2 separate regions of the Homo sapiens genome follow, and region 1 is linked to region 2. Evidence: read pairs that join two places in POLR2A ChIA-PET (ENCODE). Cell type or tissue: GM12878. All regions are shown on one strand. Region 1 overlaps AFF1 (ALF transcription elongation factor 1). Region 2 overlaps AFF1 (ALF transcription elongation factor 1).

Region 1 (8,000 bases), 110 kb after region 2:
AGACAAAAGGAAGTTTGGTGAGAAATTGAGAGGGCCTCATCAGAATCACAAGGCACAGGAGCCAGATTGTGTCTCAGAAATCAGAGAAGAGGAAGGATTGACAGCACCGCACACAAAATTCAATATATATCACTCTGCACACAGTAGGTGCTGAGCATTTACTGAAGTGCAAAATATACTGTAGTACCTCCATTTAGGGTGTGGGTATGTGTGTGGGTAAGATGCATATTTCTCAGATTATCAAGTCACTATCTCACTGTAGAAACTACCACCTTGCACGTATCCCAGAACTTAAAAAAAAAAAAAAAGGAAAGAAAAAAGAAACTAACTACCACCCTGGGGAAGAGGGGAGAATACAGCACACCAAAAACCACATTCATTCCCTGAATCAATGGATGACAGCTCTGAGTTCTCTTAAAAAGAAACTACTTTATTTCATACATATCATTACCCTCCAATTTTCTGAATTGGGAAGTTTAATGCATCTTGTCTTCATTAAGGAGAAACCTTGCTCAAGTGTGAAAAGGCATTAGTATGAGAAGGTCATGTGAGTGGGTGTGAGGGACAGGGGTGCAATGAATTCAGCAATGACAAGCACTGATGGGGGAGAAAGGCCTTGGGAGAAGGGAAGGCGTATGCAAATACCCATGGGCTGCAATCAGCAAATCCAAAGCCTCAACCAGCAGACTGACTGAGCCAAGTAACTCTTAAGGAGTCAAAAATGCCCATTAGCCTAATAATGATACTATCAATTATTTTTTTTCTGTGAGCCATCTTGGAGCAAATATCTTCAAAATACAGACAATACTCCTGGGTTTTTTGGCTACAATGCTTTCCTAGATATAGACTTAGAATGCAAAATGAAGAGGGGGAATTCCCTCTACAGGCTATACCCTTCACTTCCCTTTTGCTAATAGGTGGATAAGAGAAGAGGCTTAGCAAGTGTGTGTAGAAACTGAACATTAATCCAAACCAAACACCCTGGTTAAAACAGACAAAAACACTGCTGTGAGAAAACATTGACAAATTAGCCGAAAAGTGAAATACAGGTAACCTGTAGGCACCATTGGCTCTAAGGCTTGCCTGTGCAAGGAATTTGTTTTTAAAAGGTCAATGAAGACAAATAGGTAGCAGTAAATCACTGTTTACATAATTCTGAAGACTTTATATAGATGCCTTAAAATGTAGTTTTCAACAGTTGAGTCAACAATGCGTAATTGTCTTAACAGTTACAGACTTTCACAGCAACACTAAGTTAACCCATTAGTAACAGAGTAAGAACTTTGGGTTGTTTTTCTAAGAAAGGTCAAATAAATACCCATTATAACCACCCTCCACATCAGCACTCCTCCATCTCTCTATGACAGCAACAATAACTCCAATAGCGGCAAACTCAAATCACTTATTAATTGCTGGTTATTTGCAAAACACAGAGATAGTGCTGAAGGATTAAATAGGTCTTTGGTATAAAAGATGTTTACGACTCAGACGGATATATGAGATGGAGGAAAATAATTACTAAATGTTTTATTAGTCTGTGTCTAATCAGGAGAGAGAAACCATACAATAATGCAAACAGAAATTTAATATTTAAAAATAGTAAGCTATGATAGAGGAATAACGAGAAGGATGTATATAACAGCCGGGCGCAGTGGCTCAGGCCTGTAATCCCAGCACTTTGGGAGGCTGAGGCAGGTGGATCACCTGAGCTCGGGAGTTCGAGACCAGCCTGACCAACGTGGAGAAACCCTGTCTCTACTAAAAATACAAAATTAGCCGGGCATAGTGGCACATGCCTGTAACCCCAGCTACTCAGGAGCTGAGGCAGGAGAATTGCTTGAACCCAGGAGGTGGAGGTTGTGGTGAGCAGAGGTTGCACCATTGCACTCCAGCCTGGGCAACAAGAGTGAAACTCCATCTCAAAAAAAAAAAAAAAAAGATGTATAGAACAACCCAGGCGGCTGGGTGCGGTGGCTCACACCTGTAATCCCAGCACTTTGGGAGGCCAAGGCAGGCGGATCATGAGGTCAGGAGATTGAGCCCATCCTGGCCAACACCCCATCTCTACTAAAAATAAAAAAAATTAGCTGGATGTGGTGGTGCGCACCTGCAATCCCAGCTACTCGGGAGACTGAGGCAGGAGAATGGCTTGAACCTGGGAGGCAGAGATTGCAGTGAGCCAAGATCACACCATTGCACCCTAGCCTGGTGACGGGGCGAGACTCCATCTCAAAAAAAAAAAAAACCAAAAGAACAACCCAGGCATGGTGGTTCATGCCTGTAATCCCAGCACTTTGGGAGGCCGAGGCAGGAGGACTGCTTGAGGCCAGGAGTTCAGAACTAGCTTGGGCAACATGGTGAGATCCCAGGTCTACAAAAAAATTGTACTAAAAAAAAAAAAAAAAAAAAACCAGTCTAGTCATGGTGACTCACACCTGTAATCATAGCATTTGGGAGGCCAAGGTGGGAAGATCACTTGAGCCCAGGAGATTGAGGCTGTAGTGAACCGTGACTGTGCAATGCTGCACTCCAGCCTGGACAACAGAGTGAGACACTGTCTCAAAAAAAAAAAAGAAATGAAAAGAAAAGGTGGTATTTCAGCTGAACCTTAAAGGATGACTAAGATATCAATAGACTGAGGAGCTGGGAAAGGGAGAGAAAACTCATTCCAGGTTGAGAAAACAGTTTCATTATTAACCCTGAGATCATTGGCAAACCACTTAACCCCTTTAAACTTCAAATGGAACTATCTGCCTGACCTACCCTATAAGATCTTTATAAGGTTAAAATACAATACTGGACTAGGAATAAGCTTTTTAAAAAGTTTAAAGCATTGGATGAAAAAGAGTAGATGCACATAGTAACCTACACATAGTAACCTGAACGCAAGCGCTAATGTGAACTCCCTGTGGACTAATCTACCTCCATCCCAGTTCCTTCCCTCCCCCATGGTACCAGTTTTTCTTCCCATCCCCTCTCCCTAGTTCCTAGTTGACACTTTTGACATCAAAGGCTCTCCACAAAGTCTTTGATGAATGAATGAATATTGGATTAAGAACAGAGAACTTCCATTCAAGATCAAACTAACCTGAAGGAAATATATGATTTCTATTTACTTAACCTAAAAGGATAAAAAGTATTATTAAATGAATACCTAGTTTCTTTACACATAGTTATCTATGCTTTTTTTTTTTTTTTTTTTTTTTTGAGATGGGAGTCTCACTCTGTCACCCAGGCTGGAGTACAGTAGTGTGATCTTAGCTCACTGTAACCTCTGCCTCCCAGGTTCGAGCAATTCTCGTGCCTCAGCCTCTCAAGTAGCTGGGATTACAGGTGCATGCCAGCACGCCTGGCTAATTTTTGTATTTCCTGAAGAGATGATGTTTCACCATGTTGCCCAGGCTGGTCTCGAACTCCTGGCCTCAAGTGATCCACCCACCTCAGCCTCTCAAAGTGCTGAGTTTTACAGGCATAAGCCACCGTGCTTGGCCTATACTTATCTTCATGTGTATCCTAAACTATATCTTAAAGTAATATTTTAGTAGTAAATATGAAATGAGAATTTTATTGAGAAATTAATTCATAGTGTCACCTACCATTTCAAATTACCCAAACTCTTAATAATGTAAGTTCCAGAGTAACAAAAATCAGACTCATCATCACTTGAACCCACAGTTGGCAGGAACACGTGATTATACAGTTCACATACAGTGCCAGGCGCTGGTCCCAGACAATGCTTCAGAGTTGGGTCTCAGAGCATGGGAAGGCTGCTTTCCCTATATTGCCCAATGGAACCCAAACTTTTAAACCTCAGGTGTTCTATGAACATCATGAAGTTCAAATTCTCCACACCCTAAATGCTGAAATTATCAAAGGCAAGTCAACAGAAAGGGAAGAAAATTAATATTTATTAAATGTCTATTGAGTACCAAGCACTCCATGGGCTTTAAATAAATGTATATATTTAGTCATTATTATCCTTATTTTACAAATGAAAGAACTAGAGTTTGGAGAGGTTAAGAAAATTGCCCAGCATTACCTGTCTCATGGGGATACAATTCAAACCCAGATCTAACTGATTTCAAAGCAAACTCTCTCTTAATTAGGCTGCCTCTCCAGGTGAAAATTTAGTGGCAGGGTCCCAGTGAGCCTGTAAGAAGTGTTCTACTCACCAGAGTCACTACTCCAGGTTGAGGACATGAGACAGGAAAAAAAAAAAAAAAAAAAAGAAACAATAACTTTTCCAAATATCCTGCTATCTCAGCTCGTGCATACCCTTTGCTCTCAACTCCCTGGCTTTGTCCTTTACCAGCTATTGAGGAACACATTTTAAAAAACATATATTTTAGACAAATAAAATATAGTCTCCACTCTCATTTATTGAATACTCTGTCCTACTGGAAAATTAAACCTCCATTCTTAAAGGACAATTTCATATCTCGTTTACCAAGTGCTCTGCGGGGGACAGTAAGCCTCTGCCGGATGTAGAAAGATAATCTAAAACGAGAACTGCTACAACTTCTAACCGTTGAGAGGTTGATTTATTAACAGGGCAGCCACCTGACATCTGTGCAATGCTGTAACAGACCACAAAGTGCTCTGAGAGAGCACACATCATCTCACCACGGCGATGAAAAGGGCTCTGAAACGCAAACTGGGGAGATTCTAATTTAGGATGGGAACCACCTCCATTCCTTAATTTTTTTTTTTTTGGGTAACTAATCTTTTCATCTTTTTCCTGCCATATGACTCAGTAGTGACCCCTATTCCCATCACTCAGCCCCCCCTTCCCACACCCCCACTATGCCCCAGTGCAAAGAAATCAGCTTTGTTCCTTCACTGGAAAAGATGCACGTTTCTCTGACTACTGTAGCCATGCTGAAACTATCTCCCAGGAACAACTTTTTATCTCATTCATGTCAAAAAAGAAGAGTCAGCTAGAGGGGATCTGTGGCCCAAAACTCAGAGTTTTAAACCAGAGCTCAGAAAGTATATCCCTGCCACCAGCTTCTACAAAGACAAAAAGGGAACAGGGACTTGAGGGTTCGGTGATGGAAGGAAGCTAGCCACTGATGAGTATCTTCCTTTTCCCTTTTTCATCTGTAAAACATAACCTCATAGGGAGTTACGAGATTGAAAGCATGCCTATCAAATACTTAGCACAGGTCTCGTCTGGTCACTGCGCTTATTAAATATTTTCATGGGTATCTGTACTCATGAAGGCAGGGTTAACTGGTGGTGTCTCCCACATTCTCACCATTCTGATATCAAAGGGGAATGGAAGGCCTTCAATACTCTCATCTGTAGTTGGAAATATTTCATCTGGAGGATAGCTTGTCTCTGTCAACCATCCAGGGATGCTGTGCTCCTTGCCAGCTGTGACCTCTGCTCCTTTCTCAAGTCTTACAACTTGCTTGGAAGATAGGCTCAGAAGGTGATTACTAAACATGTGGAAAGTCAGTAAACACATTAGAATTCTTGGGTGCCCAGTGCCTTACCAGTTCCACTCAGGTTACAAAGGGCAGTCTCTGACCTCCAGTTGTTTAAAATCTGGTAGGGCTTGGACTGACTGCAACAGAGGAGCCAAGTGGAAAAACAGCAAGAGATAAGCTTGGTGGGGAGCTGACTACACAACGAGAGTTTACTGAAGGTAGGCCTTAACTGCAAGCTGAATTTAGGCAGCAATTTGCAATCTTAATCCCATAAAATGTTGTACTATTTTTAGTAGCATTGCTTTCAACACCATAAAGTATGCACATACTTTAGTTTTGGTTAAACGTTTTGATCATACTCAAAGCCTTGTAACTACACAAATATAAAGAAATACTATCTTTAAACTCTAAAACCACTGCCTTTGGACTTCTTTTACAAAGAGCTAAGAATTTACTTAAAAACGGACCTTTTTCTACACTGCACAGGAATAAAGGAGTTTTCCTCCTGATGTCGGGTGGGAAAAGGAGTAAAGGAGCCCTCAGTCTCCTGAGAGGAGCAGCACTCAGAAATTCTGCCCTGTTCCACTTTACTGTAACAACGCAGCGGAACCCACTGCACTTCAATTCTCAACACATGCAGGATACCTGCTGGGCCGTCCTAGGCACAGCATTTTTCCAGTAGTGTTTGAGATTCAGGGTAAATCCTGGGTAACAGCGGCAGCTCCCTTGTAACCTTAAAGAAAGATCTTTTCCAGTGTGAACAGTCAAAATTCAAACGAAGAGCAGCCCCATGCTCACCACTAGGAAACCCTGTTTTCCTTTAATTAAAAAAAAATGTAGAGGTCATCCCTCAGCTTTGTTTACAAGTAATGAGTCCAGCAGCCCCCATTTATCACCCCTGGAGATTCTTTTACACTTTGATGTGAAAAGAGTCAGGGCCCATTGTGATTTCAACTACTCCAACAGCAGTCCTTTCATTTGCAAACGAGGCCCTGGCCCCCAGTTAGAACCAACTGTCAGAAAAAAATTCATTGCCTTTCCTTCCAATTATTTATCAGAGACAGAGAAGAGAAGCTGGCTTTAAGACATCGCTCAAGAAAAGGTTCCCAGCACACCCCTAATGCATTCCTTACCTTCCCTGGTTCTTTCAGCCCAGAATGCCCCTTTCCCAAATTCCACAGCTCATGAAAGCCAACCTCTGCTTTCAAACCATCCCATCTGGAATGACTTTCTCCTTTCAGCTTTACACAAAACCCAAGTGGCCTAACGTTACTTATCGTTTAGGTGTCCCTCCCTTAGGGCAACTCTGCAATTTTCTGCAGAGCAAGGAAAGTACCAGCACTCTGACTTCCCTAACAGACACTCAACCATCCCAACAATGAGTTCAAAAGGCACCCATTTTTTCCCCCATCTCTACCAGTCTCTCACATTGGGAAAAAAAAAAAAAAAAGAGTATTAAGGAACTTTAAAAGGGAGTGAGGCTTTAAAGATTTATTCAACTATTTAAGAAGTGTGAAGTAGCAGACAAAAAGAGGAAGGGACCCAACACAATAAAGAGGTTTCTTTTTTTAATGTAAACTTTTAAAATTAAAAATAACACACATTTTTTAAAGTGTAGAGCTCACATATAAATTTTCACAAAATGATATACTCTTGTAACCAACACCCAGATCAAAACAGAATACCGGCACTCCTGGGCAATTTAACTATTTTAAGCAAAAAGAGTTATCTTGACTCTAACCAAGCTTTTAGTGCTAACTTCCATTCTTCAGGAAATACATGGGATAGGCTGACAGTTTCTCAATCTCAGCACTATTGACATTAGAAACCAGGAAATTATTTGTGGTGGGGGCTGTTCTGTGCATTGTAGATGTTTAATAACATCCCTGGCCTCTACTCACTAGATTGTGATGACTAAAAATCTCTCTAGACATTGTCAAATGTCCCCTGGAAGAGAGGGAGACAAAATTGTCCTCCGTTGAGAACTACTGCTATATCGAAACAAGTTAAACGCATTAATAGGAAACAAACAAATCCAAGAAGTAGGACATACATGCAACTGTTTCCTTAACTAGTAAATGCTCCCACCCCACAAGTAAATAGAGTAAATGCTGCTCTGGATTAAGACTCAAGAAACAAAACCTAATGCAATATGTGAACTTTGGTTTCCTTGGATCAAGATGAAGACAATTTTATTATTTATTATTTATTTTATTTTATTTTTTTGAGAGAGTCTTACTCTGTCTCCCAGGCTGGAGTGCAGTGGCACAATCTCGGCTCACTGCAACCTCTGCCTCCTGGGTTGAAGTGGTTCGCCTGCCTCAGCCTCCCGAGTAGCTGGGACTACAGGCACGTACCACCACACCCGGCTAATTTTTTATTTTCAGTAGAGACGGGGTTTCACCATGTAGGTCAGGCTGGTCTCGAACTCCTGACCCTCAGGTGATTTACCCACCGTGGCCTCCCAAAATGCTGGAATTACAGGCATGAGCCACCGCACCTGGCTAAAAACAATTTTAAAAGACATTTTAAAACAATCTAGAAAGTTTGGGGCCGGGCACGGTGACT
Region 2 (8,000 bases):
TTAAGTGCTACAACCTTTAAGGACATTAATTTGGCAATAGTCAGCAAATTCTAATTACACAGACACTTCTCTAACCTTTAGCACTGCCTCCTACATGTACAAAAAAAATATGTACAAAGTTATTCACTTCAGCCTAGTTTGCAAATAGCAAGATACTGGAAACAATCTAAATGTGTATCTACAGGTAACTGACTATGAAAACTATGGTACATGCCACCTAGAAAGAAATAAATGCTACGCAACTACAACAAAGAATAAGGATGCTCTTTTTGCATTGATTTGGGGTAATCTCCAAGATACATTGTTTAGAAGAATAAATTTTTAAAAAAAGATGCATTATATGCCAGCATTTCTATAAATGAAGAAAGTATCAATGAGAAGAAAACATATATATGGAGTTGCTTACTATGCATAAAATACCACTGGGAATGATACACAAGAAAGTCCTAACATCAATTACTTCCAGAAAGGAAGGCTGGGGAATGGAGGCTGGGGGAAGGAATAGGGGGAAGATTTTCAATGTATATCCTTTTTTTAACCTTTTAAATTCTGACCTATTACCTATTCATTACTAAAAACACAAATATTAGATTGAAATAAATAGGGATCAAAAGCCTGTTCTCGAAGTACAGCTAAATTTTCTATTAGCCTTCCTCTATGTAACTTACCTTACTCTGAACACACACCTATGTTAAACTGTCCCCAGCTTACACCTTGGTGCTCTGGGCACACCCTACGTAATACACGCCACACTGAATTTTTGTAAAAAAAACAAAACAAAACAGATTTCCAGTCAGCCTTCCCTAATGGAACTCGAGTTGCCACAGGACTTGCTCTGAAGGCCTGGCCCAGTGTTCACTTGCTAAACTTCACGAACTTTCCAAACTAGACTAGAAAGTTATTGAAAGAGAAGTTTTTTATTCTCGCTCTCCTTTTTGTTAGTCATACTTACATAGTGAGAAGACACATTTGAAATGAACATAATCTTACAGGGTTGTTTTGAGGAAGAAATAAGACAATGCATGTTAAAACTAATTCCATACAAATAAATACATGCATTTATATGAAGACACCATAATCATCATTTCTAAGAGACAGATTAGAGGAGGAGACTAAAAGGCCTGGCTGAACAAGGTTTGTCATAAAATTGTGTTCTATAGACACAGAGTAAATTACATAAATAGCTAAGCCTGTTCCAAGAACATGCTCATACTGCCTGGGTGTGCCTACTTCAGCTGGAAAACGTTCAAAGGGACCAGCAGTAATTCTACTTTCAGAAGCATCATGCCCTATGGGCAACTACCCATCTATCTGTATACCCAGAATTTTAGGATAAACATTTTTTTAAATCACTGGACAGATATATGAGCACAGTTATAGTCCAAATTAAAACAAGGAAAACAACAACAAAAAACAGCCATGCTAAAGATTAATATGGATGGAGGGGTGATGGATTACAAAACAAGGAATAAGGTGCTCTGAACAGCTTTCCTAAAAATAAAGTATTATTACATTAAGTTGCAAAACCAACTTTAACTGTTAAATCCTCCCTTAAGAATTATTAGCTACACTTCATCTAATCCCAGATATCTTTAAATAATGGAAAGGTTTTGGATATTCCTTAAAAGTGATAAGCTCTAATATGTAGCAAAAAATTACTTTCATGTTCCCTGACTCTTTTTAACGTCAAACTGCCTGCCACATGTGAAGACTAACACAAATGAGGCTAACTGCAGAATCTCCCTAACTGCAGAATCTCTATAGTTCTCTAAACAGATTTTTCAGGGAGAGGAGAAATAAGGTGGATAAAAAAGATTATTTTAAAATAATGAGGAATCTCTAGGTCACCTACAGTTATCTCCCAACAAAAATTTATTATGAAACGAACAAGGAATTCTACTCCTATTGGGGGAACCTAGAAGAAGGGGGTAGTGCATCACAACCACTGGCTGCCCTTTTCTGGAAGTCTTCCCTCCCTTGACTCTCCAATCACATTCAACTCTGGATTGTAACCCTTAGTGTTCTAATCTTTCTCCTCCAGACAGGCTTCCCACAAGCAGGAACTAGGGTTTAGTAATCTCTGCATTCCTCACAAGGCCTTAGCATAATTCTAGACTCATTTAATATTTATAAAATGAATACTCGATTTTGTCATGTCATGACATCTCAAACAAAATTCAGATACATAAGATAACCAAAAAGTAATTAGAGTTTTATGGTGAATTTCCAATCTCTTTCCTGGGAAGCAATATATGTCAGCTCATATTGGTAAAACTCCAGACAACTTCACAGAACAGTGATATTTTTAAGATGCAGAAGTCTTCAAATTTTAAAGAAGTATTATCTTGTGACTATAATCCATCAACCACTACCACCTAATCAGATGTTTTCACCTATAAGAGTAGTTGCCTAAATGCAGTTTGGGGACATAAATTTCTCAGAATGCAAAATTTCAGATATGACAGTAACATCAGAACGTCAGGTTGGGGAGGGTAGGTATATCAGGCAGCATGTTTGGGTAAAGAAAGGATGTACGTACGCTTCCTTGAGATAGAAGATGAAGAAATAATACTCCAGGATAAACACTGGAAGATCATGTTAGAGATGTGCTGGCACCCCAGTTCATTTAATAAATGAGAGCCTAATATATCGTGTAGATAGGAGATATATATATAACATATTGAATACGTGTGTATATATGTGTACATATAAGTGAATATATGCACACATATTTATATATTTGATTTTTTTAAATTTACCTTTAGGTAAATTGCTCTTTCATAAGCAAATGATATTACCTTATCTTTCATCAACTAAAGCAAAAACAAGCTAAAAAAACCCACTAAATCCTAAGACATCACTGAAACTTATAAAACCCAATGGGAAGAAGTATTTTAAAATAGCAGTTCTTTAAAGATTAATATGAATAATTAGAAAACTTATTGTTTCTTTCCAGTTGGTCATTTTGATTATACCAGTGAGGTAATCTGCATAATTGGCATCATAAAGATATTTTTCTAAAGCATATAAAATTTGTAGAGGCTCAATCTGCATTAACTGAGCTACTTAAAACATTCTGGAAATTTTGTTTTGATCTCTACAAAGAGGGCCTCTTTTAATTATGAAACCAAGGATTCCAGTTCTTAAGACCCGGCTTAAATAAAAATGAAAACAATGAGTGGTTGTTGTCCACATGTATAATTGTAAACACTCACTTGATAAGAATATGCAAATAATGAGAGAAGCAGTAACAATGCTGGATTCACTGATTTTGTTACCATTATATATCCTGAGATCACATACAATATAATTTTTGATGTTTGCAAGGTCCTGTATAGTCACATGAAACAGTACATATAAAAGGTACAATTCAGTGTTGATGTTTTATACGCAGAAATGTTTTCAGTACATATTATGACAATATGTCAACTAACAGTGCAAAAGTTAAAATAAGTAGGGTGTGCTGGGATAGGTTTAAACTCACTTAACAACAAAGTACCTGAATGAAAAACAAATGTAAAAAACTTACCACTGTTTGACAGTAAATGTCTAATCTCAGTTATTCACCAACTTCCTAACTATTGACTATGAACCATTACCATTCACCACGTAATAAGGGGAATCAGAATCCCCAATGGTCTAAGACTTTAAAACACTGTGCCTTTGATGAAAGACCACATGAGGCCCCATGAAGCCCATTGTGGGCACAGCAGCCATGAATGATTAAGTAAGAATGGTTAAAAGGCACTGATTTTTTTTTTTTTAAAGGCATCACAAAGAACAAGTCTAGACACTGGTTCCATTCCAGCAATAGTCAACTGACAAGTCCTTTCAAATGGCCTAAGCTATATGATCTATTTCCCCTTCTACAACCAATTCTGCTCACGAAAACCTCAGAGTGTTTTTCGGAAGAATTTAATTTTTTTTTTTTCAGTGGGACTATCAATTTGCAAAGCATGAGTAGTAGCTTTTCAGTTAAAACCTATTGCTGCAGGGAGGGTGTGAAACTGCAGCGTGGTGGTGTTCTGTCACATGCTTCCTGCCCTGCACCCACCCCATCCAGTCCTACACACACATGCACACACGCACGTGCACACACACACGAGCACTCTACTCTGTCTCTCAAATCGTATTAACGGATGGTTCTGAGTCAAAACACTATTAAATTACTTTGTCAACCATGACAGGATTTATGGATACATAAACCTGTATTTCTGCTCTCTGTCAAATGAAAGTGCAAACAATGTTCAGGAAGCATGTTTAATTCTATGTTGCAGAGAGTGCCTGCCTGGACATTTACTTTTTTCACAGCTGAGCATAAGCTAAGATTATAGAAGCACCAGAAAAAGGAAGAAGAAAAAAACAACTTTGTATCAGTTTCTGGATGAGGCCGAAAGAAACTGCAGTCATATGAGTCAGATAAACTATTTAATCCACGCTTTGTCTGAAAGGACATAAAGATTTTATCCTGGGCTTATTCCAGCAGTAATCTCAACAGCCTCTTCTGGAGTAGGTGTTGGTTTTCTGTCTCCTGGCATCGTTATTTAAAAACAAAACACAAAAAAAACGGGGGAAAAAAGGACAGAAAATTATTGAAGTGGTAGGCTAGAGGCATATATACTCTGAGGAAGCAATCTGAGCCCCAAACACCCTGGGGATTACTGACACTATAACAAACGCAAAAGAGAGAAGGCAAATAAAGACGACCTTGTCCTTGACATCTTAATTCTGAACAAGTAAATCCTCCGCCCCCGCTTTTTTTTTTTTTTTTTTTTTTTTTTTTTTTTTTGGCTTTAATGCTGGGTAATGAGCAATCAGGTTAATTACTAGGGTCTAGAAAAAGGGCTCAAGGTCATCCTGGGAATGTACAATTCATTTAATATCAGAACATCATGAACAGTTATACATCATTTATTTAAGCCTATCAAAAAGTGCCTAATTTAAGGAAGTATTTTGCTTTTCTATAACCTATCAATAAACAGATTTGGTCTTTTTTTTTTTTTAAGGCTTACTAATCCCACTGAATCTTAGATAGACTTAATTATCTTTTCCTGCGTTATCTCTGCATATAAATTTGGTCTAAAACTATACACAAACTACATCAGACTTCCAGCAAGACTCATCTGATACACTGATTTACTGATCTGGTGAAAGCGAAAATATATTTAATACAAAAGTTTGAAAATAAGACTCCATCATTCGACAAACGCCAGTATTTCTTTTTAAATAAACACAAGAGGCTGGGTACACTGGCTCACGCCTGTAATCCCAGCACCTTGGAAGACCGAGGGCAGGCAGATCACTTGAGGTCAGTAGTTTGTGACCAGCCTGGCCAACATGGTGAAATCCCATCTCTACTAAAAATACAAAAAAAATCAGCCAGGCGTGGTGGTGGGTGGTGCAAGCGTGTAATCCCAGCTACTGGGGAGGCTGAAGCAGGAGAATTGCTGAACCTAGGAGGCGGAGGCTGCCGTGAGCTGAGATCGTGCCACTGCACTCCAGCCTGAGAGACAGAGCAAAACTCCATCTCAAAAATATAAATATAAAAATAAATAATAAATAAATACAAGGGGCAGACTAGATATATAAAAGTTATTCTTGAATTTATTTTAAATAGGTATTTAATAAGTGCCAAGGAGAAAATCGTTTAAAAAATAAATGTCCTCTTAATGCCTTCTGAATTTAAATTTTTTTTTTTTTTTTTTTTGAGACGGAGTCTCGCTCTGTTGCCCAGGCTGGAGTGCAGTGGTGTGATCTTGGCTCACTGCAAGCTCCGCCTCCCGGGTTCACGCCATTCTCCTGCCTCAGACTCCTGAGTAGCTGGGACTACAGGCGCCCGCCACCAGGCCCAGCTAATTTTTTGTATTTTTAGTAGAGACGGGTCTTCACCGTGTTAGCCAGGATGGTCTAGATCTCCTGACTTCGTGATCCGCCCACCTCGGCCTCCCAAAGTGCTGGGATTACAGGCGTGAGCCACCACGCCCAGCCCTGAATTTAAAATCTTCTAAGCATTCATATTATTTTCTCTCCATCTCAATTTATTTCTCTCATCGTCTGCCTCTGACTTCACACACCGACACACACACACAACCAAGAAGTTTAAAAGATTCCCGTTGGCCTTTAATCCAGAGCTCCTGACCCGAAACTCCAATCTTTTCAGTGTTTTGAGGCACAATCTAACTTAACCACATCATAACCCCCAATATTCTTGCATTCACTATCTTTCCTGATTCTTCCCTTTCCCTCCATACTTTTCTATATAGAATACAGAACCTAAGTGACAGAGAAGAGATCATATGGAAAAAAGGCAACCGTTCTAATAGTAACAACAAAAGCAACTCCCTTTGGAAATTGCCTTTAGAAAATGGAGGGTCAACCAGCACAAGTAGATGATATCTAGGTTGTACATAAACCCAACTGTGGCCCTCCTGACTACTTCATCCACCTGGCACACAGCCCATGGGAGAACAATCCTGGAGCCACCGCACTGCTTTCCTGGCATCATAATCATGGTGACAGCTTGGGGGTGGGGAAGGAAGTGTATTATTAAAAAAAATTTAAAGGTCTTTCAACTTGAATTTCTTTAACTGGCATACAGCAATATCCTCCATAAAAATGAGCAGTGTTATTTCTACAGCCACAGCAACACTGTCTACCAGGCTGCGCTGGCATGAACACCACAGTAAACGAGCCTGAAAAGACTGAAGACAGGCCCCTGAGCAGATCAGTTTTATCTGTTTTATTATCTCTTCTAGGTAAATCTTTAAAAGCCATCTCAATGTCCAACAGTTGTTTCCTTAATAAATAATTTACCAAAAGCTTCTTGTGGAATAAAATACACCAGTTTTTTTTCCTACACTAACCTAGAACCCTGTATTTAAAAAAAAAAAAAAAAAGACTGGTAGGGAAATTAAAAGTCACTGGAAAACTACTACCTCCTAAGTCTGGTGGTAACAGGTCCTCCAATTCATTTTATAACATAGTTCTTACTAAAAACAGCCAAAAAGGTATAACTAGCCTACATTCAAATCAATCAAAGAAAAAATTGGGGGTTCTTCTTCCTTTCTCACTGCTTTTTCGCCAGTTTCTCAGTTGTCTTGGCGTTGACTTAAGCGGACTCACTATAGCTAACCTTAAACAATTCCTGTCTCCTGGGGAGTAAAAAGTGGAAACACTATCGTCCTCGCCTATTAGCTTTTCATCACATAAATTTACACCCCCTACAAATATAGACAGATCACAAACTATGCTGAATAAATTAATGAGAACCATAAAGCTAGAAGTACACTGAAATTTCTCTAGTACACCTGTCTGTATTGAAGGAAAATTATTTTGAAATTTTCCTAGACTGGTGAAAATTAATACTGTTTATATGTTAAAACTTGGGTAGAAGCACCCACCATCTTTTAAATTTGACTTAAATTGTAAGTTTCTTATGAGAAACAACAAATAACATCTTGGATGGAGTGTGCATGCACATGCATAAATGCATACGCACACATACATCATATTTAGGCTGAGAAGCTGCCAATATTTTCAGTTTTTAGCTTTACTTCAGGAAGATTTTTAAAAGCCATAAACATTTGCTAAGTGATCCAGAAATTCAAGTCCAGAGTTTGAAAGATGAAGAAAAGGCTGAGCATGGTGGCTCACGCCTGTAATCCCAGCATTTTGGGAGGCCGAGGCAGGTGGATCACAAGGTCAGGAGTTCGAGACCAGCCTGGTCAACATGGTGAAACCCAGTCTCTACTAAAAATACAAAAATTAGGTCTGGGTGCAGTGGCTCACGCCTCTACTCCCAGCACTTCGGGAGGCCGAGACAGGTGGATCACAAGGTCAGGAGATTGAGACTAGCCTCGCCAACATGGTGAAACCCCGTTTCTACTAAAAATACAAAAATTAGCGTGGTGTGGTGGCGCAGGCCTGTAATCCCAGCTACTCAGGAGGCTGACGCAGGACAATCACTTGAACCCGGGAGGCAGGGGTTGCAGTGAGCTGAG

The links. Peaks named below come from ENCODE experiments on the same cell type or tissue, not always from the same donor. Only the 100,000 strongest peaks of a DNase experiment are listed, where the experiment ranks them.
Region 1: POLR2A ChIA-PET joins it to region 2 with 12 read pairs; 3 of 35 experiments call an interaction of 5 or more read pairs at or near these places.

Annotation. Positions count from the first base shown.
Region 1 is chr4:86,958,374-86,966,373 of GRCh38, reverse strand. All of the region lies in intron 2 of AFF1 (ALF transcription elongation factor 1), which reads right to left. Among named protein-coding and RNA genes, the nearest start is that of AFF1, 27 kb to the right of the region's middle. RefSeq lists a silencer at 5,343-5,637 and enhancers at 5,810-6,481, 6,482-7,154, 7,864-8,000. In GM12878, no CTCF peak of the experiment used is centred here; DNase peaks (open chromatin) are centred at 937, 4,533 and 5,015; H3K4me3 peaks cover 1,920 bases; H3K27ac peaks cover 6,653 bases.
Region 2 is chr4:87,070,070-87,078,069 of GRCh38, reverse strand. The region is part of intron 4 of AFF1 (ALF transcription elongation factor 1); the gene reads right to left. It overlaps LOC105377320 (a long non-coding RNA gene), which reads right to left. Exons shown (of 2, transcript XR_938956.2): 2 at 2,240-4,531. Among named protein-coding and RNA genes, the nearest start is that of AFF1, 140 kb to the right of the region's middle. RefSeq lists enhancers at 4,210-4,259, 4,280-4,469. In GM12878, no CTCF peak of the experiment used is centred here; DNase peaks (open chromatin) are centred at 4,079 and 4,609; H3K4me3 peaks cover 2,309 bases; H3K27ac peaks cover 3,184 bases.